Regions from separate parts of the Homo sapiens genome. Here region 1 is linked to region 2. Evidence: read pairs that join two places in POLR2A ChIA-PET (ENCODE). Cell type or tissue: HCT116. All regions are shown on one strand. Links, peaks and the distances in the headings refer to the core of each region. The heading gives the core; the rest is flanking DNA.

Evidence for each region. ChIA-PET counts read pairs that join two places held together with the same protein. Peaks named below come from ENCODE experiments on the same cell type or tissue, not always from the same donor. Only the 100,000 strongest peaks of a DNase experiment are listed, where the experiment ranks them.
Region 1: POLR2A ChIA-PET joins it to region 2 with 5 read pairs; 9 of 35 experiments call an interaction of 5 or more read pairs at or near these places.

What each region holds. Positions count from the first base shown.
Region 1 is chr17:40,323,917-40,339,642 of GRCh38, forward strand. It overlaps RARA (retinoic acid receptor alpha), which reads left to right. Exons shown (of 9, transcript NM_000964.4): 2 at 6,941-7,480. The coding sequence starts at 7,303. Among named protein-coding and RNA genes, the nearest start is that of RARA-AS1, 11 kb to the right of the region's middle. RefSeq lists enhancers at 1,216-1,285, 2,322-2,381. In HCT116, for the core only: no CTCF peak of the experiment used is centred there; no DNase peak of the experiment used is centred there; H3K4me3 peaks cover 748 bases; H3K27ac peaks cover 1,160 bases.
Region 2 is chr17:40,415,093-40,430,818 of GRCh38, forward strand. It overlaps TOP2A (DNA topoisomerase II alpha), which reads right to left and starts at 2,804. Exons shown (of 35, transcript NM_001067.4): 1 at 2,679-2,804; 2 at 1,648-1,803; 3 at 1,330-1,420; 4 at 913-976. The coding sequence starts at 2,699. RefSeq lists enhancers at 2,463-2,988, 2,710-2,799, 4,468-5,010. In HCT116, for the core only: a CTCF peak has its summit at 8,461 (motif pointing right); a DNase peak (open chromatin) is centred at 8,339.

The sequences.
Region 1 (15,726 bases), core at 8,975-12,974, 89 kb before region 2:
GCTGGCAGTTTGCCCTGGGACTCAGAATATGGCATACGCAGGGTTGGGCTGAGCTGAGGGGAGGGGTGAGGGCTGCTGCAGCCTATCTCCCCACCCTGGCCCTGCCTGTATCTCTGTAAGCTGTCCCCCCATTGTGAGAGAGCTGTGCTTCCTGCTTGGTAGCATGGAGGGGAGGTAGTGGTGAGGGGGCAGCTGCCAAGGTGTGAGGGTGGGGAAAGCCCCGTGCCAGGCTGGATGTGAGGTCGGTGGTTTCCAAGCTAGGGGGTCCCCTTTTGTCTGTGCCCCTTTGGTCCCTCACCCAACAGAGCTGCCTGCGTATGGTCCACACATTTCTGTGGTCTGGCTGTGGCCTCAGTAGGCTCATCTCTTCCTCTTCCCATTTTTTTTTTCCTTCCCTGTGGGTTGGTCCCTCTTCTTGAGGCCTGAATTACCCCCTGCCCTTTCACCTACTCGTTGCTTGGAGTAGGGAGGCTTCAGTTCTGGTTCTACGTGGACCTCTCAGACACCCTGGGCTTCAGAGGTCCTGACCATGTCCCCCGGGGGATCTGGGGTATGGCCCCTGGGGATGGAGGAGTTGGGAGCACAGCCCTGACCAGCAGAGACCCCCACTTCCTCCTCCTAGAACCTGGACTGCCCCGAGCTTGGATTGTCCAGTCACCCTTTCTGCCTGGTATCCAGTCACTGGTGAGATTATGGCGTGTGGGGGTCCTGCAGCTCTGTGTAGCTGGGGAAAAACCCTGGGCTGAGTGGAGTACAAGCTGTGGAGACATTGGACCTATTCTTTTGGGACAAGGCACTGTGTCTTGAGGCAATGGGCAGTGGTAGCACCCGGAAGTGAGACACTAGGCTTCCTCCTTCCCCTAACTCCCAAGAGGACATGCTTATGGCCTGCACTGACTAGGGCAGATTTTCAAACCAGTCCTAGCTCTAGCAAGGCTGGCCTGGGGTTCTGTGGGGTTGGTGGGGAAGAGGCACCCTCCAGCTATCCCAGCCACCCTCAGGTGATCCTTCTCCAGCCCTCCTAGGGAAGCCTCTTTTAAAATGAGGCTGGGCTGGCCGGGCGTGGTGGCTCACGCCTGTAATCCCAGCACTTTGGGAGGCCGAGGCGGGCAGATCACCGTGTCAGGAGTTTGAGACCAGCCTGGTGAACATGGTGAAACCCCATCTCTACTAAAAATACAAAAATTAGCTGGGCGTGGTGGCAGGTGCCTGTAACCCCAGCTACTAGGGAGGATGAGGCAGGAGAATCGCTTGAACCCGGGAGGCGGAGGTTGCAGTGAGCCGAGATTGCGCCATTGCACTCCAGCATGTGTGACAGGGTGAGACTCCATCTCAAAAATAAATAAATAAATAAATAAATAAATAAATAAATAAATAAATAAAAAGAGGCTGGGCTAACCTGGCTTCCTGCAGCCCAGACCCTGGTGAACAGACAGGAAACAGAGGACCCGAGTGGCCGGATTGTAGGCTTGCCAGGGAGGAGAGGGGTGAGAGCCTTGGCCAGAGGGGACCCTTGAAAAAGCGGGGAGTAGTCATCACTGCTCCCCAACCCCTGTCTGCAGATATGAGGGGCGCTGGGGAGGGGAGAGGTTGTGGCTTTGTATGTATGGGAGTGTGTTTTCCTGGAAAGTTTCTAAATGGTTCTAGTTTTGAATCTACTCTGTTCTGCCCTGCTTGGCCAGCTCCTGGCGGGACAGGGGTCCAAAGGCGGCAGGGCTTTGTTTCTGCCAGGGCTAGAGTCCCTCCTGCCCAAGTTGAGCTTGAGCTCTGGGTGTCATTTGCATATGATTCACTAACTGTCTAGAATGCTTAGGAAACCCCCAGTCTCCCCTTCTTTTAAGCTCCCCAATACTTTTCCCCTTCTCTCAGCCCCTCTGAGACTGCCTGACCTCTATTTCTTGGGAACCGTTGTTTTGGGGGAGACTGGAGAACAGAGAGAATGAATGAGGAAGAGAGGTTGGGGCCAGTCCCGGCTGAGTTTGGGGTCCCCTGCTCTTCTGTCCTGAGTATAAGGGAGGAAATGGTCTATTTCTCTTCCCCTTCTCCCCTCCCTAAATCCAAAGGTTTCCCTTTTTTGGTTTGTGAAATGAAAGAAGGGAATTTGGGAATGGGTTGTGGTCAGGCCTCCACCCACACCCCGAATATCCCTTTCCCCACATCCCTCTCCTCCATCCGAGGGAAGCAGACCCTGGGAAATGGGTAATTCTCCCTCCTGGCCCCGTCAACAGATGTTGCCCTGGGTGGGGTGAGGCAAGGGAAAGCAGGCCGACTGCTGAGGGGCACCAAGGTGGTGGCAAGAGGCATGGGGATGGAGGGCTCCAGTTGCCCGGGCCTCCCCTGTGCCAAGCTCTGGTCTGGGTGCTTTCCAGGACTTCCTGTCTGAAATCGCACAGCTCGTTGTTGAGGTAGGCAGTTCACAGGCGAGTAAACAGATGCTTAGAGAGGTTAAGTGACTTGCGTAAGGTCACCCAGAGTGGCAGAGCTGAGATTTGACCCTTCCGACTTCTGGTTCTTTCTCCCATCTTCGTGGCTCAGAAAGCTCTCACCTTTTTCTCTAGGTGTGTGACTCTGGGGTGTAACGCGTGGGCAGCTAGGGATGCTGATGCTGGAGAAGGGATCCTGGCACCTTCTGAGGGTGAGAGCGGCCCCAGTGGGCAGGAGTGTGGGGCTGGTTGCAGGTGCTCTAGCCCCCTACCCCTTTTTCTGCTGTGCTTAGGCTAGGCTCCATATATTGGAGGTGTGGGCCTGTGGTTTTCTCTCTCTCAGGGGAGGGTGCCCGTGGGCAGTGGAGGTGGCTGGCATAGGGTGGAGGTTGGATGTGGGTAGTTTGTTTTCCCTCTCTTTGGTACTGGTTTCGATTCTCTGCCGAGGCCTTCTCCACCCCTGGGGTGTAGGGGGCTGGGGCCCAGGTGTCTCTCTGAGGGTCATAGCTTCTGATGGACCTTCTGAGGCAGAGTCTGTGCCCTTTTGGGCCCACCCTGGTCATCCCTACCCTTGCCCATCCCTGTTCTCTGGTCTTTCTGGCCCTTGGCCTATTTCTGTGACCTTTAGCCCTCCTGCGGCTCAAGGCCCTCCCCAGGGAGCTGAGTAAATTTGCACTGAAATTTGCAGGCAGAGCTGGGTTAGGCTTTTTGGAGGCTCTGATAGGGGTCTGGGGAGGCCTTCCAGCCTTGCCCTGTAGTGTGTGTGGGTGGTGGGCTGGGGGTGAGGTGGGGGTAGTGGGGATTGAAGTTTGATTCAATTTCAAACTCCACTGGGGCAGAGTTGAGGTGGCTGTGGTTTTCTCTTCTCTGGGAGCAAGGGTGGGTTCCAGAGGGTCCAGGCTGGACTGACTAAACTGGCCTCCCGACCCCCAAAGGCTGGGTCAGGATGCCTGAGATCTGGAGTGATGGCTTTCTGGGCCTCAGCGTGGGTTACAGAGGCCTCACTTTGGGTTAGCTGCCCCTTGGGCCTCACCTTGAGAGAGGCAGGCCTCTGTGGATGTGAATTCACCTGAGTGTTTGTGGACCTGGTGCATGGGCTGGGCCCACAGGGAGGACCTCAGAGCATCTTCTGGCAGAAGCAGCAGGTACAAGGGCCACCCTGGCTGTGTGAGGTTCGGAGAATGTACAGTTTGGGAGACTGTGGGGCTGTGGTTGTGTCTTTGGGGAGCTGTGTACTGGGGCCCATGCATGCAGTTTCTGAGCTGTGTTCATTGTGTGGTGGAGCCCAGGTGTGGAGAGATGGTATCTCCAGGTTCCTTCTCCTCACATGCATGCCTGCACACACACAGGCTGGGGCTGCAGGCGTGCTCTTGCCCACCCAGATGTTTTCTGTAGACCTGCATGCATGAGTTTGTATGTGTATTTGTGTGTGAGGGTCCAACTGTAGGAACTGATGAGGTTCTGCCAGCCTCTTCTTCCCTTGCATGGCTCCCCCAGCTCCAGTTCCCGTTGTGTGGGGCCCCACAGGAGTTGGGAGGGGGCCAGGGCGGCAACTGGTCCAGTGGGTGGGGCCCCTGTTCCTCTGACATCAGCCCTCTCAGCCTAGGAGGGAATTGGCAGGGGCCTGGGGTAGGAAGGGAGCTCTTTATTCAGGAGTGAGGAGAGAGGCCCTATGATTGTCATAATGAGTAACAGTAAAAATCGTGGTTATTAGCAAGGTCCAGATTTTACTCCTGGGGCAGCCTCCCCTCCCTAGCCCAGTACCTGTCCCCTCCCACCCTCTCTCCCTCAGTTCCACACAGGCTGGCTGGCTCAGCTGGGCCAGAATTCCTGGCCTCTTCCACAGTGGCCTTGGCAGGAACTCCCCCTTCCCAGGCCTGGTCTTCAACCAAATGCTGGCCATGTGCTTGTCCCCTGGACTCCAGATTTGAGGCTAGAGTCTGGAGTTCAGAGCTTGGAACCTAGTGTAGCCTGAGCTTGGGGTGGAGTGGCAAGGTATAGGGGGTGTTGGAAATGGACAGTCCTTATTTTGAGTCTCTGTGGCCCTGTTTCTTTTCTTTCTTTCCTCTTCTTTTTAAAACAGCTTTATTGAGATATAATTCACATACCATAAAATTTACCCATTAAAGTGTACAATTCAGTGGTTTTAGTATATTCAGAGTTGTGCAACTACCACCACAATCAATTTTAGAACACTTTCATCACCCCAGAAAGAGCCCCCATACCCAGCAACAGTCACTTCCCATATTCCTCAAATCCACGCCCCAGCTCCTGGTAACCACAAGTCTGCTTTCTGTCTCTATAAATGTGCCTATCCTGGATATTTCATATAAATGGAATCCTACAATACATGGTCTTTGTAACCGGTATAATGTTTTCAAGGAATATCCATATCATAGTATCAGTACTTCATTCTTTTTTTGGCAGAATAATGTTCCATTGTAGGGACATACAACATTTTATTTATTCGTCAGTTGATGGACTTTTGGGTTGATTCCACTTTTTGACTATTAGGAATAACGCTGCTGTGAATGTTCATGTATAAGTCTTTCTGTGGACTTACGTTGTCATATCTCTTGGGTAGATACCTAGGAGTAGAATTGCTGGGTCATATGCCATCGCTGTGTTTAACCTTTTGAGGAACTGCCAAACTGTTTTCCAAAACAGCTATTCTATTTTACATTCCCACCAGCAATATATGAGGATTCCAATTTCTCCACATCCTCGCCAGTACTTGTTATTATCTGTCTTTCTTATTAGAGCTAGCCTAGTGGGTATGAAGTGGTATCTCATTGTGCTTTTTTTTTTTTTGAGATGGAGTCTCACTCTGTTGCCCAGGCTGAAGTGCAGTGACACAATCTCGGCTCACTGCCTCCCAGGTTCAAGCAATTCTCGTGCATCAGCCTCCTGAGTAGCTGGGATTACAGGCATGTGCCACCACGCCTGGATAACTTTTGTATTTGTGTGTGTGTTTTTTTTTTTTTGGAGACGGAGTCTTGCTCTGTTACCCATGCTGGAGTGCAATGGTGTGATCTCAGCTCACTGCAACCTCCACCTCCCTGGTTCAAGCGATTCTCCTGCCTCAGCCTCCCAAGTAGCTGGGATTACAGGCACCTGCCACCATGCGCAGCTAATTTTTTAGTAGATTTTTGTATTTTTTAGTAGAGATGGGGTTTCGGCATGTTGGTCAGGCTGGTCTCAAACTCCTGACCTCAGGTGATCCACCTGCCTCAGCCTCCCAAAGTGCTGGGATTATAGGTGTGAGCCACCGCACCCAACTGACTTTCGTATTTTTAGTAGAGACAGGATTTTGCCATGTTGGCCAGGCTGGTCTTGAACTCCTGACTTAGGTGATCTACCTGCCTTAGCCTCCCAAAGTGGTGGGATTACAGGCGTGAGCCACCGCCCCCAGCCTCATTGTGCTTTTGATTGGCCATGTTTCTTTTTGTCTGTCTCTTTTCTTTTGTCTTTCATATATGTATTTTTCATATATAAATACATGCATATGTATTTATATATAACCTGTACCCAAAATGGATTTGAAACATCCTCTTGTCCTCGTATGGATATGTTCTTCGTGTTCTCTCTCTTTGCTCTTGTTGCTGCCTATCTGTCTCACTGTGTTATGGAATCTCTGGGTTCATCTCTGTCTCTGTCTCTACCCCATGGTATTATCTGTGCATATCCTCTGGTGCCAGCTGTTCAAACAGGGTGTGGATCTGTATTCACACTGGTGAAGGGGGCATCTGGCCTTTCATCTTCTGCCCACCTCCCACCCCAGTTCATGTGTTTTGCTTCTGCAGACAGAAGTATGTGGGTGAACCTTGAGATCAATCTCTCCTTCATTGCCTGGGGGTAGGAGGCTTCCTGGGCGGTCCTTGCCCTCCTACACATCGCCTACCCCTGGACCATCCATGCTGTTAAGCATTGGAGGTGATACCTAGGAGTCCTTGGTTCCCATTTTCCTATTAGTGTGTACGTAAATGGGCCTCCTCCCAGGGCCTGTGGGACAAACCCGTCTGGGGTGCTGGGGCTTGGATCTGGGGGGGAAGTGGTGTAAGAGGGGCCCCCTGGCTTAGGAGTCATTTTTCTGAGAAGTGCCAATGCTTTAGGGAAGCGGCTTTTCCTCCCCCTCCCTCTTCCCCCCCAGCACACGTTCTCTGCATCTTGACCTCAGGTAACCCTCACTGGGGGAAGGAGGGCCAGCTGCCCGTTTCTGCTGCAGTGATCCCTTGAGGTGGCACTGTGGACCCTTTCCCCTCAGGACTGTGGGTGAGAGGCCCTCCAAGGTTCTGGGCTCTGTCCCTGTCTCCCCAGCCTGGCTGTGCTATCTGCCACCCCCAGCAGTGTCTGGGCCCTGCTTCCAGGTCATCTCTGCCAGCCAGGCATGGTGCCAGCTGTCTGCTCAGCTGGGTGCCACGGGAAAATCTCCGGCAGCCCAGGTTGGGGAGCTCCACGGGGAATGCCTGTGTGCCTGTTCTTCAGTGCCCACTCACCTGTCTTTCTTTTTTCTGCAGCATCACAGGACATGGCCCCCTCAGCCACCTAGCTGGGGCCCATCTAGGAGTGGCATCTTTTTTGGTGCCCTGAAGGCCAGCTCTGGACCTTCCCAGGAAAAGTGCCAGCTCACAGAACTGCTTGACCAAAGGACCGGCTCTTGAGACATCCCCCAACCCACCTGGCCCCCAGCTAGGGTGGGGGCTCCAGGAGACTGAGATTAGCCTGCCCTCTTTGGACAGCAGCTCCAGGACAGGGCGGGTGGGCTGACCACCCAAACCCCATCTGGGCCCAGGCCCCATGCCCCGAGGAGGGGTGGTCTGAAGCCCACCAGAGCCCCCTGCCAGACTGTCTGCCTCCCTTCTGACTGTGGCCGCTTGGCATGGCCAGCAACAGCAGCTCCTGCCCGACACCTGGGGGCGGGCACCTCAATGGGTACCCGGTGCCTCCCTACGCCTTCTTCTTCCCCCCTATGCTGGGTGGACTCTCCCCGCCAGGCGCTCTGACCACTCTCCAGCACCAGCTTCCAGTTAGTGGATATAGCACACCATCCCCAGCCAGTAAGTCTGGGTGTGGGGGCTGGGGTGGGAAGGGACTGTGGAGGGTGGCAGGCCTCAGAGCTTGGGCTCTGGGCACGTCTGTTCTGCTGTGAGTGGAAGGCACGGTGAGCGACAAGGTCTTCTCCAGTTGGGGTGACCATCATTTGAGGTCTTAAAAATGAAAGCCCTATGGCCTATAGGCTGATCATGGTGGTTGTGTTTGAAGTTGGGGGTGGCAGAGGGGGAGATGAAACCATGCTGTTCTGGCCTGCAGTGGCCCTCGCACCCCTCTTCTGTGCTCTGCTGTTGGGGCCTTATAAATAGCTCCAAGGACTGGACACACAGGTTGGAGGTGGGTAAACAAACCTCTTGACATTTGATGGAAATGGCAGCTCTACCTAGAGTGAGAGCAGCACACCACCTACGCCCCACCCCCACTCAGTGCCTCTGAGGGAAAGGGCTTGAAGGAGCAGACCGAGGAAGGCTGGCTGGAACCCCACCTCTCCCCCTGCCAGCTCCACCCCCGGCCATGCTAGGATGTGCTTCCCTTTGTGGGGAGGATGAGAGGGAGGGGCCCACGGTCTAGCTGGGTGGATAGGGTGAGTGTCCCAGGAGGGGACACTTGGCCTGGACTCTGGCCTCGGACGCATGCATGGTCTTGGCAGGGCCTGTGTTTTCCTTGCCTCCACCCTCTGCCATGGAGGTCACTTGTTGGCTGGGCAGGGGTCTCAGTACCCTTCGCCGGCTGGCCGAGCCAGGTAGTGGGAGGTGGCGGCAGCTCTGGCCAGCTGGCAGAGTCCAGGGCTGGGGCCTGCCAGGCCGCTTACAGTAACTCTGGCCCCCAGGGCCCAGCTGGGCGCCAGGCCAGGGCTGGGGGGAGGAGGGAGCCGGGGCCTGGCCTGGGACGGGAGAGGGTGGAAGCAGCAGAATGGGCCATGGGCTGCTGGCTGGCCGGCTGGTCAGCTGCTGACCTGGGAAACGTGTCCCCACCTCTCCTGGCCAGCAGGGACTGCACACCTTGCCCTGTGCACCCACCACCCCTCTCACGGCTGCTGGCAAGCTGCCTGGCACCACTGCCCTATGTGCCTGGCTGGGCTGGGTCAGTGCCCCCTTCTCAGTGTGGGGGCAGCGCTCTCTCCCCGGAGCCAGGGAGTCTCTTTGTCCCTGGGGCAGGCCCTGGCTGGGCGCCTCACTGCCCGCACTGGCTGGGTGCCCACCACCACCACTGCTTCCTGGATCGCCTCCTCTGGCTTAGCTGTGGCCCCCTCCCTCCCAGGCTCCACCAGCCACCAGGAGCAGGGACTCTATGTCTGTGTTTCTTTGTGTTCCCCGCCCTTTATGCCCTGGGGCCAGGGGGCAGGCAGGTGCTGCCTCAGTTTCTCCTGCCACCCCTTATCAAACCTTCATCTTCTGTTTCTGCTGTCTCTTCTCTCCACCTCATATAGGAGTATGGGATGGATGGAGTCTGGGGACTCTGATTCTGGTCTGGTCCTATAGTCTGTGTTAGTGATGGGGAGAGGCCAGCCTCTGGGGTTTGGGGCTACTAGGGAATGCATTGGTGTATCTTTGTAGAATATTCACTGCATTTAAAGGGACTGTGATTTACATTCTGGACTTGGATCACTGGAACTAGAAGACTGTCTGCTTCCTGACAGGGTAGGGTTTTATTTTTATTTATTTATTTATTTTTTTGAGACAGAGTCTTGCTCTGTCACCGAGGCTGGAGTGCAGTGGTGCGATCTCGGCTCACTGCAACTTCCGCCTTCCGGAATCAAGCAACTCTTCCGCTTCGGCCTCCCATGTAGCTGGGACTACAGGCGTACGCCACCATGCCCGGCTACTTTTGGTATTTTTAGTAGAGACGGGATTTCTCCATATTGGCCAGGGTGGTCTTGAACTCCTGACCTCATGATCCGCCCGCCTTGGCCTCCCAAAGTGCTAGGATTATAGGCATGAGCCAACGCGCCTGGCCATTTTTATGTTTTAAGACAGGGTCTTCCTCTGTTGCCCAGGCTGGAGTGCAGTGGCACCATCTTGGCTTAATGCAGTCTCGGCCTCCCAGCGATTCTCATGCCTCATCCCGAGTAGCTGTGATTACAGGTGCGTGTCACCACACCTAGCTAATTTTTTTTGTATTTTTAGTAGAGATGGGGTTTTGCCATGTTGGCCAGGCCAGTCTTGGACTCCTGGCCTCAAGTCATCTGCCCGCCTCAGCCTCCCAAAGTGTTGGGATTACAGGCATGAGCCACTGTGCCTGGCTTTCTTTCTTTTTTTTTTTTCTCATAGGGTCTCACTCTGTCTCCCAGGCTGGAGTGCAGTGGCATGATCATAGCTCAGTGCAGGCTTGAACTCTTGGGCTCAAGGCGTTCTACTGCCTCAGCCTCTCGAGTAGCTGGGACTACAGGTGCGTGCCACCACACCAGGCTGATTTTTTGATTTTTCATAGAGACAAGGTCTCACCATGTTGCCCAGGCTGGTCTCAAACTCCTGAGCTCAAGCAGTCCTCCTATCTTGGCCTCCCAAAGTGCTGGAGATATGGGCATGTACCACTGCACCCAGCTCAGGGTAGGATTTTTGACGGGGGAGGAGTTAGGGACCTGCGACCTGGTGCCTGTGGACAACTTGTCCTAACCCAGGTGATGGCAACAGAGTTCCCAGACACTCTGTCCATCTGGAGCCTGGGCTCATTGGAGGGTTGGAGGTGGGGGCTGGGGCCTGGCCCCATCCTTGCCCATCCTGGCCAGAGGGAGCAAATGCTTTGCCTTCCCCTCCCCTCAATGTTGCAAGCTTCTTCCTCTTTCTTAGAGGTGGGTGGGGAAGGCTTCCCATCCTGGTAACCTTCTCCCCAAATGTGGGTGGGGTGCCCACATTTCAGGCAAGTGTAGCCTTCTTCGGCTTTCTCCACCCAGGTTAGGCAATGCCCCCTTCCTGCCCCCTCCCTCTGTGAGCCTTTTGGTTTCCCTGCCCCTCCCCTCTCCCTAGTAAACAACAACAACTTCTCTCCCTGCCCAGACCCTTAGCTTCTGAGCTTCTCACTGACCTTCCTCTTCTCTGGGACAAGGTGTGGCCATGGGTCTGAGGGAGCCTGGCATCTCCCTCCTTCTGCAGAGCCAGGGCTGCCTGGTGGACAGAGCTCCTGAGCTCTGAGTAGGAAAGCATGGCAGATAAAATTATCACATGCCTGGCCTCAGAGATGGAGGCAGTTTAGCCTTCCCTGCTTGCCTGGCCTTAGGGCTGGTGCTGAGGGTGAGGCAGTTCCCAGGAGAGGTGGCAATCCATGGTCCTCCATTCCTGCAGGAGCAGTGGTATGCCCCAGTCTGCCCATACCCTTTTTGTAGGAATTCTTGCTGATGAGGCTTCCTACTCCCATTCCCCATCCAACAAAGGTGTTGGGTCCCTCCTCCCCCTCATCCCTTTCCCCAGGTGGGGAGGAGGCAGCACATTAGGTGGCCTGGGTGCGCCCTTCAGAGACCTAGTAGCCTATGGGACCAACAGAAACCCTCTCCAGGTCACTGTGGGGAGGGCTGTGTATTTGTTCTGCTACAGCCAGGGTGGGAGCCCTAGAGATGGTCCGGCGATTCTCCCCGCCCCCTAAACTGGCCCCTGGGGCTTGGTCTCTGAAGACTGGTGTTTACTGTGGAGGTCTCAGATTCTGTGTGCACTACGGGTCAGGGCTGTGTGTGTTTTGGGGGTGGGGTCACGGTTGGGTGTGTGTTGGGAAGGGGATTAATGACTTGTGTGTATTGGGTGAGAGGGTTAGAGAGCTGAGTGTGTTTTGGGGGAATTAAATCCAGAGCTAAGGAGGGAGAGTCAGCCTGTCTGTGTGTTGGTGTTGGGGCTGGGAGGGGGAGTGACTTAGGGCACAGAGTGTTTAAAGAGGAGTGGTCTTTCGTTTGGGTTCTTAACCTTTCTTGGCTGGAGGGGAGAACTGATCTGCCTTTTTTTGTTCACCCTGGGAATTCCATGGGCAAAGGGGTCTGACTGGGGGCTGTGGAGTAGGCATTTAGTGCTGAGTTTAAAACTTGGACACTGGGCTGGGCGTGGTGACTCATGCCTGTAATCCCAGCACTTTGGCAGGCCAAGGCGGGCGGATGACCTGAGGTCAGGAGTTTGAGACCAGCCTGGCCAACATGGTGAAACCCCATCTCTACTAAAAATACAAAAATTAGGCAGGCGAGGTGGCACGTGTCTGTAATCCCAGCTACTCGGGAGGCTGAGGCTAGAGAATCGCTTGAACCCAGGAGGCAGAGGTTGCAGTAAACCGAGATCATGCCACTGCACTCCAGCCTGGGGGATAGAGCGAGCCTCTGTCTCCGAAAAAAAAAGATAATAAAATAAAACTTAAGACACTGGCTGCGTGCAGTGGCGCCTGCCTGTAATCCCAGCACTTTTGGAGGCTGAGGTAGGGACTTCAGCCCAGGAATTTGAGACAAGCCTGGACAACATAGTGAGACCCTGCCTCTACCAAAGAGAAGAAATTAGCCAGGTGTGGTAGCGTGTGCCTATAGTCTCAGCTACTCGGGAGGCTGAGGTGGGAGGATTGCATGAGCCTGAGAGGTTGAGGCTGCAGTGAGCTATGATCACGCCACTGCACTCCAGCCTGGTGGGTGACAGAGCAAGACCCTGTCTCAAAAACAACAACAACTTGGACATTTATGTCACATACAACTTGCTGATAACCTCTCTGAGCATGTTTCTTTTTTGTTGTTGTTTGTTTTGAGACGGAGTCCTGCTCTGTCGCCCAGGCTGGAGTACAGTGGTGCAATCTCTCAGCTCACTGAAACCCTCTGCCTCCAGGTTCAAGCGATTCTCTTGCCACAGCCTCCTGAGTAGCTGGGATTACAGGCGCCCGCCACTATGCTGGACTAATTTTTTTGTATTTTTAGTAGAGATGGGGTTCCTCCTTATTAGGCTGGTCTTGAACTCCTGACCTCAGGTGATCCGCCCACCTCGGCATCCCAAAGTGCTGGGATTACAGGTGTGAGCCACTGCACCTGGCCAAAGACATTTATTCATTTATTTATTTATTTGTTTTAGACAGAGTCTAGCTCTGTTAGCCAGGCTGGAGTGCAGTGGCACGATCTTGGCTCACCGCAACCTCTGCCTCCCAGGTTCAAGCCATTCTCCTGTAGCCTCCCAAGTAGCTGGGACTACAGATGCATGCCACCATGCCCGGCTAATTTTTTGTATTTTTAGTGGAGATGGAGTTTCACCATGTTAGCCAGGATGGTCTCGATCTCCTGACCTCCCAATCCGCCTGCCTCGGCCTCCCAAAGTGCTGGGATTACAGGCATGAGCCACCGCGCCCGGCTTGTTGTTATTTTTTTGTTTTGTTTTTGAGACGGAGTCTCATTCTGTCACCCGGGCTGGAGTGCAGTGGCTCGATCTCGGTTCACTGCAACCTTTGCCTCCCGGGCTCAAGCGATTCTCCTGCCTCAGCCTCCCAAGTAGCTGGGACTACAGGCGTGTGCCGCTACGCCCAGCTAATTTTTGTATTTTTAGTAGAGGTGGGGTTTCACCATGTTGGTTGGCCAGGATGGTCTCCATCTCTTGACCTTGTGATCCGCCCGCCTCGGCCTCCTAAAGTGCTGGGATTACAGGCATCAGCCACTGTGCCTGGCCGTGACCCAGACCCTTTGTAGGTGGGAGCTGGAGAGAATGGGATGCTAACATCTATAGAGCACCTACTGTGTGTCAGGGGCTTTGTCTGTGTTTTACAAATTTTAATCCCTGCAATCCTGGAAGAGGGACATTATCCCCACTTACACAGAGGACACAGTGCTGGGGGAGGTTAAAGTACTGCAGAATCATGACTGTAGGATTGTAAAGCTGGGCTGTTTTCCACCATCTACATAGGCAGCTTTGAGAGTGGATTGTGGGGCACACTCTTGGGTGTGGGAAGTGTGGGGGGTGGGGCTTAGTGCTGACTGAAACCCCCTTCCCCACTGTAGAGGCCCTTTCTCTGCCTTAGAACCTACCTTTCCCCGGTAGGGGGTGTAGGGAAGGCCCAAGCCATACCCCCTCCTCTCTGTTTTGGATCCTGAAGGCTGGAGAGAAAGAAAGATAAGGGGCCTGGGCCAGATCTCCATCCTGTCCTGGAAGCTGTGGATACAATCTGTTCACACCATCCCCACCCCCAAATCTGCCCGCTGTAGCCCACGGGAGTTTGCAGAACTCAGCGGGCACCCTCCCCCCGATCTCCAGACACTGAAGGAACAGAATGTAAAAGCCACAGTTCTTATTCTTAATTTGTTTCAATTTGTGGATGGAGGCAAAGAAGTTGCAAGCCATCAACAGAGGAGCCGGGGATGGGAGCCCCAAAAGGGTGGCTGCATGTTTGCTTCGTGTGCCTAGAGACTGGGGAATGCCCGAGGGTCTGGGTGAGCCCCAGCAGAAGGCAGAAAGGAGGAGGTTGTGTCCTTCCCTTCTTCCTATCCTCTGCCACTTCCTCGCTGTTGCAGTCTGTGCATACTGCCTCCTTCCCTGCTTCCCACTCTTTCCCTGGACAATAGGAGGGACAGCCCAGGCGGAGGGACAGCCCAGGCAGAGGGACAGCCCAGGTGGAGGGAGTGCTGCCTAGCAATGCCTTTCTTGGAGTCCGAAATGTAGAGTCAGACAAAAGAACATGACATGGAGTTTTTAATGAAAATGGGGTCCCTCACCTTTTATCTCCCAGCAAGGATAATGCACAGGTTCCCTCTGGACAAGATCCCAGCATAGACGCGGGGAGGGAACTCAGGGAAGGAAGCCCGTCTTCCTTTTAGGTGGGTCAGGGCCGAGGTATTGTGTCTACCCCATGCCAAGGGATGTGTTGCTTATGGGGCTGTACCAGTGCAGGCCTGCCTGCCCTTTGAGGGAGTAGTGTCTGTGGGAAGAGGAAGTGGTTTCCATCTCTAAGTCATTTTGGGGCAGTGCCTTCTTCCTCCTCCTCCTCTGTGGAGTTGGGGCACAGCGAGGGATTGGGCCTCCCAGGGTTGACTGGAGGCCACTCAACCTTTGGCTGTCAGAAATAGAGGTGCTCCCCTCCCCATTTTGACTTCTGGGTTGCTGGAAACCTCAACCAGCCCACAGACCAAGGGCCTTCCATGGGCAGGAGTCTTAAAGGACAGTTCTTCCTGTGTGGCCTTGGGCAGGTCACCCAAGCTCTCTCCAAATCTGTTTCCTCCTCCTTAAAGCAAGACTTCTGGCTGGGCACGGTGGCTCACACCTATAATCCCAGCTACTCGGGAGGCTGAGGCAGGAGAATCACTTGAACCCGGAGGTGGAGGTTGTAGTGAGCCGAGATCGCGCCATTGCACTCCAGCCCGGGTAACAGAGCAAGACTTGGACTCAAAAAAAAAAAAAAAAAAAAAGCGTGGGCACGGTGGCTCATGCCTGTAATCCCAGCACTTTGGGAGGCCGAGGTGGGAGGATTGCTTGAGCTCAGGAGTTCAAGACCAGCCTTGGCAAGATAGCGAAATAGCGAAACCCCATCTCTACAGAATATACCAAAATTAGCTGGGCATGCTGGTGCACACCTGTAATCCCAGCTACTTGGGAGGCTGAGGCATGAGAATTGCTTGAATCCGGGAGGTGGAGGCTGCAGTGGGCTGAGATCACACCACTGCACTCTAGCCTGGGTGACAGAACGAGACTCTGTCTCAAATAAATAAATAAAAATAAAAAAATAGAGCAAAACTTCTAATCTCTCCTTGGCTGGGCGAGTTGCCGTTAGGCCACGGTCGCCTGCTTCCTGCTGAGGCCCTTGGTGAGTTTCACGTACCCAGCAAGGCTGTGATAGTGAGGGGCAGGGTAGAGCTGGGTACTGTCTTGGGGGATGGTGCCACTCTATACTGGGAGCCAGTGTCCACCTGGCACTGGGCCTCATGATTTCCTGTTTGTTGTCCCCTCCAGATGGGGTTGGGGACAGGAGGGGGCCCTGCCTGGCACAAGTGGGGGCCAGTTTGGCCTGCACCTGCTGAGGGCTTACTAAACGCAAAGCCCTGAGAAGGAGCTGAGGGAGGGATAAGGCTGAGCAGGATGGGGCCCCAGGCCTGCAGACAGCTGCCGCTGGAGGCCCCCCAGCCCCAGCTGCGGGCCAGAGCCTTCCTTGTTTCCCACTTCTCCCACTGCCCCAGGACACTGTGTTCTGCTCTGACCTGCCCCATGACCTTGCTGTTGCCCAGAACGGGCCTCTTGCCCTAGCTTCTCCTCTCCAGCTCCGGAAATCCTATCTATCCTTCAAGGAACATCTTGAATGCCGCCTCTTCCCAGAAATCTTCACAGAT
Region 2 (15,726 bases), core at 6,577-10,576:
CACCCAGGCTGGAGTGCAGTGGTGCAATCTCGGCTCACTGCAAGCTCCACCTCCCGGGTTCATGCCATTCTCCTGCCTCAGCCTCTCGAGTAGCTGGGACTACAGGCGCCCACCACTACACCCGGCTAATTTTTTGTATTTTTAGTGGAGACAGGGTTTCACCGTGTTAGCCAGGATGGTCTTGATCTCCTGACCTTGTGATCCGCCCGCATCGGCCTCCCAAAGTGCTGGGATCACAGGCATGAGCCACCGTGCCTGGCCCTAGCTCAACATTTTTTAAAGACTATGATATTGAGTCCTTAGGAAAATCCAGGTATACTTTGTCATAATCAATCAGACTAACAAAAAAGTGAAATAAGCACCCTGATCACCCACTAAGGGACACCCCGCATTTATAAGCAGAAATGTCAGATCAAATTATTCTCTACCACCACCTACTGGTTTACTGTTTGAATAGCATCATGAGAAAAAGTTAAAACTCCAGATGCCAGAATACTTAAAGCAATTACTGAAGGTGCTTGCTCAAATATTTAGGGATTAGGTGTCATAAGTCCTGTAATTTATTTTGAAATGATCCAGAGCAAATAGGCCGCGTGCCATGGCACACACCCATAATGCCAACACTGGAGGATTGCTTCAGGCCAGGAGTTCTAAGACCAGCCCAGGCAAAATAGCAAGACCCCTTCCTCTAAAAAAATTAACTAATTAAAAAAAAGATGGAGAAAATATGGAAAAACGTTGGCAACTGTTGGATCTAGGTGGTGGGTATCCATAGGTTTTTCATTTTAGCATTCTGCTTTTGTGTACTTTTCTCAACTTCTGTTTAGGAAAAGCCAACTTCACCAGTAATCAAAATACATGCAGCTAACAATAGCAACGAGCTACATAACAAAAACTAAGCAAAAGACGTACGGATCAATTGTGACTCTAATACAAGACATTTTTGGGTCCCTTTGTTTGTTGTCCGCAGCATTAACTGAAAGAAAATAAAATATACATTTGTAAGAAATTAGTGTTTTAAGAAACATTCTGTAACTCTAAGTAAGATATAGAAAAAAAAGTTCCCAAACAGCACAGGAGTGGCATTAACAAGGTGTTAATTTAGCAATTTTTGTCCATAGTACTGTTTCTACGAGAAGCTCAACCTCCTGGGCTCCAGGAAACCAGCTCACCTTTATCAACTGATTGAAATGACAGGAGCCCTGGCTACAGCAGGTTTGGTAGAAATGATACTTTTTGTTTTTACTTTTATCTTTTTTAAATTTTTATTTGGAATGATACTTCTTATGAAAGATTTGACCAGATCTTTATATTAAAGGATTTACTCACCTAGAATCTCATCAAAGATTTTGTACAAACCAGGAACAAAAGTGACTTCCCTATAGTTAATGCCAACATCTTCATCGTAAACCCACATTTGCTAGAAATAAGGCAAAGAAATACTGTTATTTTTATTCTATATTCATTGTTCTGTTATCATGATTACCATAAAGTGTTCATATTAAGTATTACCATATTTAGGCCAGTTCCAGTGACACTCAGTACATGAGAGATACAGAAAGGTCACACTCAGTACATGAAAGGTACAGAAAGAAGAGTATCCATTTCAACTACTAGGTTAACTGCCTTTGATGAGCTTGATTTTACCTGGGTCACTAATTCCACAGAACCAATGTAGGTGTCTGGGCGGAGCAAAATATGTTCCAATTGTGTTTTCTTTTGATAGATTCTTTCAACAGACAGTCTTTTCTTAGCATCTTCATTTTTCTTTATTTTGTTGACTTGCATATTTTCATTTACAGGCTAGCAATTAAAAAAAAAGAGAGAAAGAAGGGAATTTTTAATCATAAGTTTACCCTAAACTAGGAACAAAATGCCTACCATAGTGAGATGTCAACATGCATTGCAATCTGTTAGTAGGCAGTGGTGGAGTTGCCAGTTTTGTACAAATAGGACAATTTAAATTCGCTGCGGCCAGGTCCCCAGGTGTCAGGTTAAACAGACACATATTATCTCACCAAGTGGGTCTGTCTGGAAACCTCTTTTCTTGAGCAACATGGTAGATGTCATCAATAAAATACACCCACTTCTTTCAGTTCCTGCATACATTATTTACCGAGTGCCTATTATTATAAATTATTTACGGTGTCCCGAGCACACGACACCGTAAATAATTCTAGTTCGGCAGCAGCAGTTTGGGCGGCTATCCGTTCAATCCCTTGGCCACCTGAGCGTTGTGAACTCAGGAAGGGGGCGCTTTTGTAAGCTGGCCAGCTGCTCCAGAGAAACACTGTGCTAGGCTCTGCCCTTTCCAAGATCGGGGACATTCAAGACCGTTTTCAAGCAGCGGGCAGGAGGGGAAAGCATCTGTACGCGCGACTCAATAACGTCGCACCCGGGCCGCTGTAACATGGATCCACTACGGGACCAACGGACTCCTGCCCCTAGAAACAGGGCAACAACGCACGACACCCTGGAAGCCGGGTCATACTTCACTACTAGCACCAGAAGGGGCTTCCGCCTCTCCACGATCACCCCGGAACCGGGAATGGAGAATATGGGCTCCCAAGCCGGTCGCCGGCCTGACCGCAGCCCCAGAGCTTCACCCGTCACGGGCGGCCAGAGAGATGCCCGGGCCGCGCGGAGGCTCCACCGCCAGTCCCCCCCGCGAGCCGTACCTGCAATGGTGACACTTCCATGGTGACGGTCGTGAAGGGGCTCAAGAACCCTGAAAGCGACTAAACAGGCAGGACCCCACGAGACCACCCCCGACCAAGCCGCTTCTCCACAGACGCGCGTCGGTTAGGAGAGCTCCACTTGAACCTTCCTTTAGCCCGCCCGAAGCAGACCAGCCAATCCCTGACTCGCTCTCACCGTCTCCGTCCAGAAGAACCAATCGTAGCTTGCCTTTTATATCCACCTATGAACGGCTGAGTTGGCCGGGGTTTGTTTGAATAAACCAATCAGGTTAGGGAGGCGGGACTAGAGAGGCTTCAAAAGGCACCACTCGGCGTCATAGCGGAGAGATTGACAGGGAATCTGGCCAATGAGAAGGGCTCACTTGTTTTCTCGTGCGGAAAGCTTGGAAGAGATGGGCTTTGGAAGCGGGAAGGGGTGGCCTGAGGCAAAAGTGTGCAGGAGAAAAGCAAAGGATGTTTATTCTCCAGGAACTGCCAATCTATTTAAGATCCCTGAAATCTAAAAACTGTCCTCTGTTCTGACGTTGTTAGCGAGGGGAATGGGAGCCTTAGCTTCGTTTTCCTGAGGAAACTGAGTGCCGGCTTTCTGGACAGGCAGCCTGGCTGCTTGGTTGAAGCGAACAGATTCTGGCATCTGCCTCAACCCCGCCCCCTTTACCCTCGAATTCATTTTTCAAAGAAATAAAAGTAGGCTGTGTGCGGTGGCTGGAGTCTGTATTCGCAGCACATTGGGAGGCCGAGGCGGGAGGATCGCTGGAGCCTAGGAGTTGGAGACCAGCCTGGGCAACATAGCGAGACCCCGTCTCTACCCAAAAAGGAAAAAAAATAGCCAGGCGAGGCATCGCACACCTGTAACTCCAGCTCCGGAGGCTGAGGAGGGAGGATCGCTTGAGCCCCGGGGATCGGAGATCGAGGCGCCTTGAACCGTGATTGCTCCACTGCACTCCAGCCTGAGTGACAGAGCGAGGCCACCTCAAGAGATAAATACATAAATAAATAAATAATAAAAATAATTAAAATAAAAGTGCCACAGTTGTGGTTTGGGGGTTCCATATAGTGGAAGGATGTAGAAAGGCTTTGCAAAATGGAGGGCAGCATTCAGGTCCCCAGTAGAGCAGCGCTGGACTGCAACTGGTAAATCGAAAGGGATAACTTGTGGTGGTAGCCTCTTGAGCTGAGGGTGGGCTCAGCCGTCCGGGGCTGAAACCTTTTCCGCAGCCAGCTGGCCAGATACCCTCCGACTGGCTACTTTTGCTCACCTCCGTGAACCCTGCAGTCCAGAACAGCTGTTCCAATTTGACAAGGAAATGCCAAGACTGAAGCTTTTTTGTTTGCTTGTTTTTTTGTTGCTTTTTTTTTTTTTGAGATGGAATCTCACTCTGTCGCCCAGGCTGGAGTGCAATGGCGCGATCTAGGCTCACTGCAACCTTCACCTCGCGGGTTCAAGCGATTCTCCTGCCTCAGCCTCCCGTGTAGCTAGAATTACAGGCGCCTGCCACCACGCCTGGCTAATTTTTGTATTTTTTTAGTAGAGACAGGGTTTTGCCATGTTGACCAGGTTGGTTTCAAACTTCTGACCTCAAGTGATCTGCCCGCCTCAGCCTCTCAAAGTGCTGGGATTACAGGTGTGAGTCACTGTGCCCGGCGAAGACTGAAGTTTTAAAATTACTCTTACATATAAATGTTTGAGTGGATTAAACAAAGTTATTACCCTTACAAGAAGCCAGAAAAAAAAAAACTGCACAATTTGAGTGCCTACTAATTCCAGCTGAGCCACCTCTTTCCATTCATTGCTTCCTTCCTCTACCTGGGTTTCAGTCCCAACTCAGCAATTTGCCATTCGTGTCATTTCGATGGAGGAAGCCTCTCGGTGCTTCCGTTTCCTCTCCTAAAAAGAATAATTAACTATGATCTCAGAGTAGTGTGAGGGTTACATGAGAGAAGTGTAAGGTAAACAGTGGGCTGACAGTATTAGGTAGCAGGAATTTTCCTTAGGCTGGTGTGACAATTGTGGATGTAATTTTTTTTTTCTTCTTCTAAAAGAAACCAGAGGTCAACCATTGTTACATAACCACAGTGTGTCAAGGGAGGGCCAATGGGGAGCCGTATGATGTGGCAGGAAGCCAAGGATGGAAGTTGCCCATGGGCTAGGGGCACTCGGAAACCATAGGCATGGTGCTTCGGCATTGTTCTGCTCTCTTGACCTTTGGCTCCCTGGCCTCCAGCAGTCTCTGCGTGTTCCCAGCTCTGCTCTGCTCACCACATGTGTTAGAGAGCACAGGACCACCAGGGGCTCAGAGCAGTGGTAGGGAAGCTTGGCCAGTAGCCTCTGCTCAGCCAGAAGACTGACCAGGCCCTGGGATCCAGGGCCTGCATGCCACTCTCTGCAGGACACCCGAGGGCCCTGACAGAAACCAGCCATGCTGGCTTCTACCTCCTAGAACGCACTACCTCCAAGGTAGTGGGGATGGTGGGCATGCTTCCCCAAGGATGGCAGCTCAGTTTCTGCAGCTCCCGGCCTCTACCCTGTAGCTCATCCCAGCCTGCAGTGACCCACTGGGCAATGAGGCAACAGGAATTTAACAAGCAGCTCCAGCCCTATTTTTTAGGGGCCCAGCTTTAAATCTGTCCTGCAGTTTAGCTGGATCCTGTGTGTCTTTGTTCCAAAAACCCAGAAGAAGTACTGTGGAGTCAAAAGGACTTTGGGGACCGGGTGTGGTGGCTCACGCCTGTAATCCCAGCACTTTGGGAGGCTGAGGTGGGTGGATCACCTGAGTTCAGGGGTTTGAGACCAGCCTGGACAACTTGGTGAAACCCCATCTCTACAAAAATACAAAAAAAAAAATTAGCCATGCCTGATGGCGGGTGCCTGTAATCCCAGCTGCTCGGGAGGCTGAGGTGGGAGAATAGCTTGAATCCAGGAGGCGGAGGTTGCAGTGAGCCGAGATCGTGCCATTGCACTCCAGCCTGGGCGACAGAGCAAGACCCCGTCTCAAAAAAACAAACAACAACAACAACAAAAAACACAAAAGGACTTTGGGGCCACACACACCTAAGTTAGAATTCTTCCTGGGTCTCTTGGTTTCCCCATGCCATTATCCTTTATCAAAGACACAGAGGGCAAAATGAGATATGCAAGTGTCGGGGACAATCCTTTTCCAGCTCTGTAGCACAAGGTGGTCTTGCTCTGGCCCACCCCCCTTCTCTTCTGGGTACAAGCTATTTCTCTGCCAGTCCCTCCCTCTTCCCAGAGCCTATTGCAGGGGGTCCTGCAGGACTTGTGGGGACTATTGAAGAAAGAATAGTGGTGGGGGTCTGGGATGGGTGGGCCTGGAAGGCATTGCACACAAAGAGGGAACTGCAGGGCCGGGCACGGTGGCTCACGCCTGTAATCCCAGCACTTTGGGAGGCCGAGGCGGGTGGATCACGAGGTCAGGAGATCGAGACCACCCTGGCTAACAAGGTGAAACCCCGTCTCTACTAAAAATACAAAAAATTAGCCGGGCGCGGTGGCAGGCGCCTGTAGTCCCAGCTACTCGGGAGGCTGAGGCAGGAGAATGGCGTGAACCCGGGAAGCAGAGCTTGCAGTGAGCCGAGATTGCGCCACTGCAGTCCGCAGTCCGGCCTGGGCGACAGAGCGAGACTCCGTCTCAAAAAAAAAAAAAAAAAAAAAAAAAAGAGGGAACTGCAGGTGCCTGCCAGTCCTGGGAGGCAAGAAGGGGTTGGGGGTAGTTCCAGGGGGCTGTGGTGGGGGGAGGGGAAAGATACCATCCTCATTATCCACCCACCCTGCCCCCACTCTGCAGGGGCCCAAAGTAGCTACCTGGACATTACCCCCTCCCTCCCCCAACCTGTACTTGAATATGTGGTTGAGTACTTAAGGCAGATCCCTGACTAGGGTATTTGCTGGGTATATGACTTTGGGCAAGTCACTCAGTCTCCCTTACAAGTTCAGTTGTAGATCAAATTGACTTTTATTTGTGATTCATGAATTGGGGCAGCCCCCATTCTACAAAATAGAATGAAAGCTTCCATTGGGCAATAGCAGAATGGTGGGTTTTGTAAGGTGGGAACCAGGAAACAGCAATAGGAAAAAACCTGATTGGTTAACATCAGGTACTTCAGGTTACTTTTTTGTGGAGTTAAAGCAGAGGGGACTTCCTTATTAAACTGACTTAGGTAGATTGGACTCTCCTGTTTTCAGGAAAAAGTGGTCTGTTTTGGAATCTATCTGCTTCTTTAAAGTTTCAGTTGGATTACATGGCATTTAGCACGAATTACTCCATCTTGGTTTGGTCTAGTCTTTTGGGGCCTAGTGTAGGAGCTCAGTTGAAAACAATGGCCTCCATAATTTTTTTTTTTAGACGGAGTCTCACTCTATTGCCCAGGCTGGAGTGCAGGGGTGCGATCTCGGCTCACTGCAACCTCGGTCTCCCGAGCTCAAGCAATTCTCCTGCTTCAGCCTCTGCAGCAGCTGAGATTACTGGCGTGCACCACCACACCCAGCTAATTTTTGTAGAGGCGGGTTTCGCCATGTTGGCCAGGCTGGTCTTGAACTCCTGACCTCAAGTGATCTGCCTGCCTTGGCCTCCCAAAGCACTGAGATTACAGGAGTGAGCCCCCGCTCCCAGCCAACCTCCCATAATTTTTTTTTTTTTTTTTTGAGACGGAGTCTCGCTCTTTCGCCCAGGCTGGAGTGCAGTGGTGTGATCTTGGCTCACTGCAACCTCCACCTCCCAGGTTCAAGCAATTCTCCTGCCTCAGCCTGCTGAGTAGCTGGGATTACAGGTGTCCACCACCACGCCCAGCTAATTTTTGTATTTTTAGTAGAGATGGGGTTTCACCATGTTGGTCAGGCTATTCTCGAACCCCTGACCTCGTGATCCACCCGCCTCGGCCTCCCAAAGTGCTGGGATTATAGGCGTGAGCCACGGCGCCCGGCCTATAATTTTTAACAATCTAAAATGGGGATAATGGGAGTACCTCCTCCTGCTCTTCATAGGGTGAGCTATCCTCATTATCCACCCACCCTGCCCCACTCTGCAAAATTCTTACACCAAATTCTTAGTGCATTGTCTGGCAAGTAATAAGTGCTCAAGACATGTTAACAATGACTACCTCTGCTCCTTTCCAGGATCTTCCTTCCCTGCTAGTCCCACCAATTCCTTCTCCAAAACCAGCTCAAAATTCTCCTACCCAGGGAGCCTTCTCTGACAGTCTTTTTCATTGAACCTCCTCAAGTCTTTTGAGGTATATTTGCATATGCAGATAAGTTCCTTTTATAAGTATTCTTTGGTTGTTTTCTCCTGGGTTGTGTGCTTCCGTTCTTTCTGCTCTTTGGCAAGGGGAGGGAAGGTCCTGGAGGCATAGTGTCCCCTTCATGGATCTGGAAGGTCCCCTAGAAAGAGCAGCATTTCTTCTCTTTTGCAGGCTTTCCCAGCAGAAGGAGGCTGGACTGAAAGTGTGGCTCTGGATTTGGGGTTTGGAGCTGGCTAGGCTGGAGCCCACTGGGAATTCCTGGATGAGGCTGAGCCAGCGCCAGAGTACTCAGGTGGTTAGGGCTGGGCCAAGAAGCTCTGTTTACCTTGAGGTTGACAACTGGCGAGCCTGGTCAGTTTATTTATTTATTTATTTTTATTTGTTTATTTTTTTACCAGGGATACCAGCCTCTGGTTGGAGGAGGCCAAGAAAACCCAAAATGTCCCATACAGCCTAGCCTCTAGGTGGCCCCTGTCAAAGAAATGTGGACAAAGTTGGGAGGAGAGCAAGGGAGGTTACAGAGGGGAGCAGTTCAGGACCAGAGTTGAGTAATCCCTAAGTCTGCACAGAAGTTCCCTATCCATCAAAAATTTTAAAATGTACACACCTTGTAACTCAGCAGTTTAAATTCTAGGAATACTGAATTCAATCAATTCAATTCAGTTGTGGAATTGTGCAAAGATGTATGTACATATGTATAGGATTATTGCAATGTTGGTGGTTTTCTTTTTCTTTTCTTTTTCTTTTTCTTTTTTTTTGAGACGGATTCTTGCTGTGTCGCCCAGGCTGGAGTGCAGTGGTGCAATCTCGGCTCACTGCAACCTCCGCCTCCTGGGTTCAAGTGATTTTTCCTGGCTCAGCTTCCTGAGTAGCTGGGACTACAGGCACATGACACCACGCCCAGCTAATTTTTGTATTTTTAGAAGAGATGAGGTTTCACCATGTTGGCCAGGCTTGTCTCGAACTCCTGACCTCAAGTGATCCACCCGCCTCGGCCTCTCAAAGTGCTGGGATTACAGGTGTGAGCCACTGCACCCGGCCTATTTATTGCAATATTGTTTTTAATAGAAAATAACTGGCAGCAAGCTAATGGAATGAAATGATATGCAGCTATTAAAGAGATGGACATTGGTCTAAGTGTACTGATATGGAGGTATCTCTAAGATATACTGTTAAGTTTTTTAAAAAGTGAGGCAAATACTGTCTAGAGCATAATTCCATTTGAGTAAATAAAATTATATATATTATACATACATATATGTGTATACCCATATGTGTATATATTATATATACATATATGTGTATACACATATATGTGTATATATATGGATTGAGTATATATATATGTATATATATATGGATTGAGAATATCTGGAAGGAATTGTAAGGAGGTGGAGGGAAAGGAAGACTTCCTTTCTTCTTTCTTTTTGAGACACAGTTTCAGCTCTGTTGCCCAGGCTGGAGTGTAGTGGCACCATCATGACTCATTGCAGCCTCAAACTCCTGGGCTCAAGCGATTCTCCTGTCTCAGCCTCCCAAGTAGCTGGGACTACAGGCCTGTGCCAGCAAGCCTGGCTGATTAAAAAAAATGTTTTTTTTAGAGACGAGGTCTTGCTATGTTTCCCAGGCTGGTCTCCAACTCCTGGGCTCAAGTGGTCCTCCCAGTTCAGCCTCCCAAGGTGTTGGGATTACAGGCGTGAGCCACTGCACCCAGCCAAGAGTTGCTTTTTGTATTTTTCCTCCTATTTGAAAATTTAAAAGTAAGGTCACCCTTCTCACCCCTGTCACCTTCCCCCACCTCATTGAAGGCAGGCATACCTGTCTATACACGTTTGTGTAAGAATGTAATTTTTATAGATAAAGATAGATTATCAGTAGACTTGGGAACTCAGTGCTAAGAACTCTGCAGAAAAGTTAAATCTTTGGACCAAAGTAAGGGACACTGTGCTGTGGTGAGAAGTCCCAGACCAGCTCTGCTGTCCCTAGTTGCACGAGCTTGGGTAAATCCCCTTCTCTCTCTAGTTTTCAGTTTCCCCACCTGTAAACTGAAGTTGAGGTACCCCAGCTAGAGGATTGGGTTGCAAAATGCCTTCTTCACAGTCTCAGAGAGGTGATAGTGAGGCCGGGCATGGTGGCTCACGCCTGTAATCCCAGCACTTTGGGAGGCCGAGGCGGGCAGATCACCAGGTCAGGAGATGGAGACCATCCTGGCTAACACAGTGAAACCCTGTCTCTACTAAAAATACAAAAAAAAAAAAAAAAAAAAATTTGCCGGGCATGGTGGTGAGCACCTGTAGTCCCAGCTATGCGGGAGGCTGAGGCAGGAGAATGGTGCAAACCCGGGAGGCGGAGTTTGCAGTGAGCCGAGATCGCGCCATTGCACTCCAGCCTGGGTGACAGAGTGAGACTCCGTCTCAAAAAAAAAAAAAAAAAAAAAAAAAAAAGAGAGAGGTGATAGTGAAAGCACTTGGAGGAGGTGAGGCCCAGTTAACCAATCCAGAACAGTCCCACTTTCATCTTTTCATATTTTAGGTTCTGTGTAAAACTTCATTAAACACAGGGCTCCACTGCTTAGATTTTTAAAATTAATGGGTAAATTACTGTTAAGGGCTTTTCAAGTTCTGACACTGTAATTCCAAATATGACTTTTCATTTATTGAGTTGGTTTAAATCAGGGTATGCCTGCAGCTTTGTCTTCCTTTCCCCCCCACAGAGCCCAACCAGGGCTGCAGAGGAGCTCAAGCCCATCGGGGCTGAACCCTGGTGTATGGGGAGGCAGAGGAGGGCCACGGATCCTTTTCACTCTTTATGTGACATCCCTTCCCCCATCTCGTGGCCTAGTGGTATGGCTGGGGCTCTGCCAGCTCCCTAAGACATCCCCAATTGCCCCTCTCTGGCACCAGTGCCTGCCGATGGCAGCTGCTGGAACTGGAGCTTGGCCTTAGTTTTATGCCTGCTGGAGACTTGATCAGCAAGACCTGGGCAAACATAATGAGCCCCTTGCTGCTTCCTCACCCCTAAACTCTCCAGCTCCCTACATCCTTCCTCTGCAGCCCACAGAATGGAAGTGGTAAAGTAGCCCTCCCATCTGACAGCAGAGGCCAGGGCTGGGCCTCTCTGTTCTCTCAGCTTTTCACACCAGGAAAGGGAGGCAGAACTGGACTGAGTATCTTGATAGTCCTCAGGCTACTTGAATGATCGCCCTCAGTATGTTTTATTTGGTCACTGTGGAACATGGAAGGTCATCACCGAGGAACTTCTGCATTGGAATCCTCTACCTCGGAAGAGGAATAAAAAAGTACGTCTCTGGAGCGTCTTCCCTCCGACGTTATCCGGCAGTTGTCCCCCCCTGCTGCTATCTCCAAGGCAATCAGGGCCAGTTTATGTCTACAGGGTCCCCTTCACTGACGATCTGAGACACTAGGCAGGTTGGAAAGGGTGGAGTGGTGCTAGGAGCAAATTATTCACCTGAAGAAAATAGAAAGTTAGATCCTTCTGTTTAGGATTGAAGAAAATAATGGTGTTTCCCAAAGGCCTGGAGTTAAGTGCTGCTTATGTGGTTTTCTGTCTTCCTTCCTGATCATGAGAGAAGCTACAGGAGCAGGAAGATGGGAATCCTGACTGATACACACTCTATTTCCAACAATAGTTTTGCTGATTATAGTTTGTTGAATGCCAATTATAAGCACTGCACATAACTTTCTCCCTAATCTTTACAACAATCCTTTAAACTAAGGCAACTCAGGCTTGCAAGAGTTAGGCAGTGTCCCCAAGATTGTGAATTTCTACTGATCTTTCAAGACACAGATCCAATGTCACTTCCTTTAAAAAAAAATATTTATTTACTTATTTATGAGATGGGGTCTTCTTATGTTGCTCAAGATCACCTCAAACTCCTGGGCTCAAGGATCCTCCTGCCTCAGCCTGCAGAGTAAGCTGGGATTCTGTCACCCAACACACCCAGCTCAATATCACCTTCCTTTGAAGCTTGCTCTAACCAGCCTTGGTTTGTCTTTGTTTTCTTGGCTTCCTGTGCATTTCTCTCTATTACACAGCACTGTGTGTTTACCCACAGGTCTCCCACTTCAAACCACAAGCTCTTCTAAAGTCAGGGATTTACTTATTTCTTTGGTACCCTCACCTAGTACAATGCCCACCCACTGGAGGCCTTCTGTGAATGGTATTATTAGCACTATCATTGTCCACCTGGAGGCAGCACACCCAGCTACCAGACCCCTTGTGCAGGAAAGCCAGCTCTCTGGCCAGGTGGCTGGGCTGTCAAACCCCTAAGTGAAGGGAAATGTCCACACAAGCCTCTGCTTATGCCCCTATGGAAGCCAGGGATGACTGTACCAGCAGTTTGCTGCATCCTCTTTGGATTCAGTGGAAGGTACAGTACTCATTGCTGGCATCAGCTGGGCTGTCCTTGGGGACACTGGGGCTATGCAGGAACATCTCTACCTTGGACTCAAAGACCCAGTGCTACGGTTTGAATGTGTCCCTCAAAAAGCATGTGTGGAAAGTTAATCCCCAACACAACAGTGTTGGAAGGTGGGGCCTAACGGGAGGTTTGTAGGTCATGAACTCCGTGCTCATGAATGGATTAATGACAATTATAAAAGGACTTGAGGCTGAGGCTGCAAGTTTGATCTCTTGCTCTCTTGTCCTTTTGCCTTCTGCCATGGGATGACACAGCATGAAGGCCCTCACCAGATGCAGGCCCCTTGATCTTGGACTTCCCAGTCTTTAGAACTGTAAGAAATAAATCCATGCTTTAAATAAATTATCTAATCTCAGGTATTCTGTTATAGCAGCATGAAACAGACTAAGACACCCAGTGAGGAAGCTGCAGGAAAGAAAACCCAGAAGGGGAAAAAGGGGTCAGTTGCAAGGGTCTCAGAGAAAGCTTCTCTTGAGTAGGGCTGCATCTCATAGGTAAAAGGGGAGAGGAATTCTCCACTAGGGCTAATGAACCCTGCTCCTAGCTGGGAAGTGGATAAAATGTCAGCAGGGGTCTGATTGAGGAACCAGGTTATGTCTGTCCTCTAGAAGCGGAGGCAAAACAGTCACAGGGGACAGTCACAGAGTGTCTCTGTAGACACCTTCCTTCTTCTGTTACTGGGGGAACACCTGGAGGCAGAAGGTGCTAGGGGTAATGATGGTGGCATTAGAGGCAGTAGGGAGGAGGGAGAGCATCCACTTCTGCCAGAGAACTTTGAGAGAAGTGGAGCAGATGAAACAATGAGGGGAGTGGCAGGGTATTGCCAATGGCTTAAATTATGAGCAGATAGGTGAGAGAAGAGAGGGCAGGGGAGGCATCTGGAATTATTTATTCTGAGAAGAGAAAGACATTTTCTTCTTCTTTTATTTTTATTTTTTTGAGATGGAGTCGCTCTGTTGCCCAGGCTGGAGTGCAGTGGTGCGATCTCGGCTCACTGCAAGCTCTGCCTCCTGGGTTCACACCATTCTCCTGCCTCAGCCTCCCGAGTAGCTGGGACTACAGGCACCCGCCACCACACCTGGCTAATTTTTTGTATTTTTTAGTAGCGACGGGGTTTCACCGTGTTAGCCAGGATGGTCTTGATCTCCTGACCTCATGATCCACCCACCTCGGCCTCCCAGAGTGCTGGGATTACAGGCGTGAGCCACCGCGCCCGGCCGAGAAAGACATTTTCATAGGCTTCACTGACATATAGGAATTGACATGTGTGGCTGGGCACCGTGGCTCACGCCTGTAATCCCAGCACTTTGGGAGGCCGAGGCGGGTGGATCATGAGGTCAGGAGATGGAGACCATCCTGGCTAATGTGGTGAAACCCTGTCTCTACTAAAAATACAAAAAATTAGCCGGGCATGGTGGCGGGCGCCTGTAGTCCCAGCTACTTGGGAGGCTGAGGCAGAATGGCATGAACCCGGGAGGCAGAGCTTGCAGTGAGGTGAGATCGCACCACTGCACTCCAGCCTGGGTGACAGAGCAAGACCCCGTCTCAAAAAAAAAATTGACATGTGTAAGATCACAATTCCTGGTCTATTGGATGTTCTACTGTACACACTGCTTCCTCAAAGCCAAGGGAATTAATCCCTAATGGTAGGAGGTGATATTTGACAGGAATATTTGAGGATGTTGTTTTGAGGAGGAAGAGGAGTGTATTAGTCAGGGTTCTCTAGAGGGACAGAACTAATAGGATATTATATACATATATATATATATGAGTATATATATATGAGTTTATATATATATGAGTTTATATATATATATATGAGTTTATTAAGGAATATTAAACTCACATGATCACAAGGTCCCACAATAGTCCATCTGCAAGCTGAGGAGCAAGGAAGCCAGTTCGAATCCCAAAGGTGAAGAACTTGGAGTCTGATGTTCGAGTGCAGGAAACATCCAGCATGGGAGAAAGATGTAGGCTGGGAGGCTAAGCCAGTCTAGTATTTTCACATTCTTCTGCCTGCTTTTATCCTAGCTGTGCTGGCAGCTGATTAGATTGTGTCCAGCCAGATTAAGGGTGGGTCTGCCTTTCCCAGCCCACTGACTCAAACGTTAATCTCCTTTGGAAATACCCTCACAGACACACCCAGGATCAATACTTTGCACCTTTCAATCCAATCAAGTTGACACTCAGTACTAACCATCACAAGGAGGTAAAAGAGAAAGAGGAAAGGGCAGCCATAAAGAAAGGGAGCCTTGGCCTGAGGACACGGGCCTCTTCTGTTCTCTCAGGGAGACCCACCTGAGCATAGATCACCTTTCCAGGTGGACTAGAGGCTCCAGGAGGCCCCTCCAAGCCTCTCCCACTATGCAAGCCTTGCTCTCTCTTCTATCCTGTATTGGGAAGGGGGGTAGAATACAGGATAAGATGAGCTCTCCAGCCCCTGGGGAACCCCCCAGGGGGAGATCCTAGGGGAGTGAGGTACAGGGTTAGTGAGCCAATAGGCATGACTGAGCATCTATTAGGCGTCAGTTTCCGAACACACAGGGATGTGTAGGACACGGTGTCATCCATGTAAGCAGCATTTGTTGTAGGAAAAGATGCAGGGAAGGATGGGGGAGGGGATGCTAAAGAAAGAGAAGGAAGGAAGAGACTGAAGAAACAAGGGGAAGGGGAAGAAAGAAAGACGCAGTTGTCGATTCTCTCTCTCTCTTTTTTTTTTTTTTTGAGATGGAGTCTCGCTCTGTTGCCCAGGATGGAGTGCAGTGGCACGATCTTGGCTCACTGCAACCTTTGCCTCCCAGGTTCAAGCTATTCTCATGTCTCAGCCTCCCAAATACCTGGGACTGCAGGTACGTACCACCATGCCCAGACAGTTTTTTATATTTTTAGCAGAGATGGGGTTTCACCATGTTAGCCAGGATGAACTCGATCTCCTGACCTCGTGATCCTCCATCCTTGGCCTCCCAAAGCGGTGGGATTACAGGTGTGAGGCACTGCACCCGGCCATCAATGTCTCTTAACTCATACTCTAGTTGTGGCAATCGGATATCTAGAGAAAGGGTGGCTAAAAAGCTCAGTGATAAGTGAGCAGTCACCTAAGATAAGTTACAAGGGGGGTGTCAAGGGAGGTTTCAGGAGGGCTTGGGACAGAGGAGTGGGCTGGCAGGGTAGGTGGCTTCTTCTCACCTGTAGACCTGGCTGGCCTGGTTGTCCTTGAGGAGACCCTGGCCCAGAGGCTTCACTGGTTCTTGAGCTCCATGGATTCCCAGGAGCTTGTCTGGGCTGGGCAACCCTGAAAGGCCCAGTGTCCACAGGGTTCCTGGC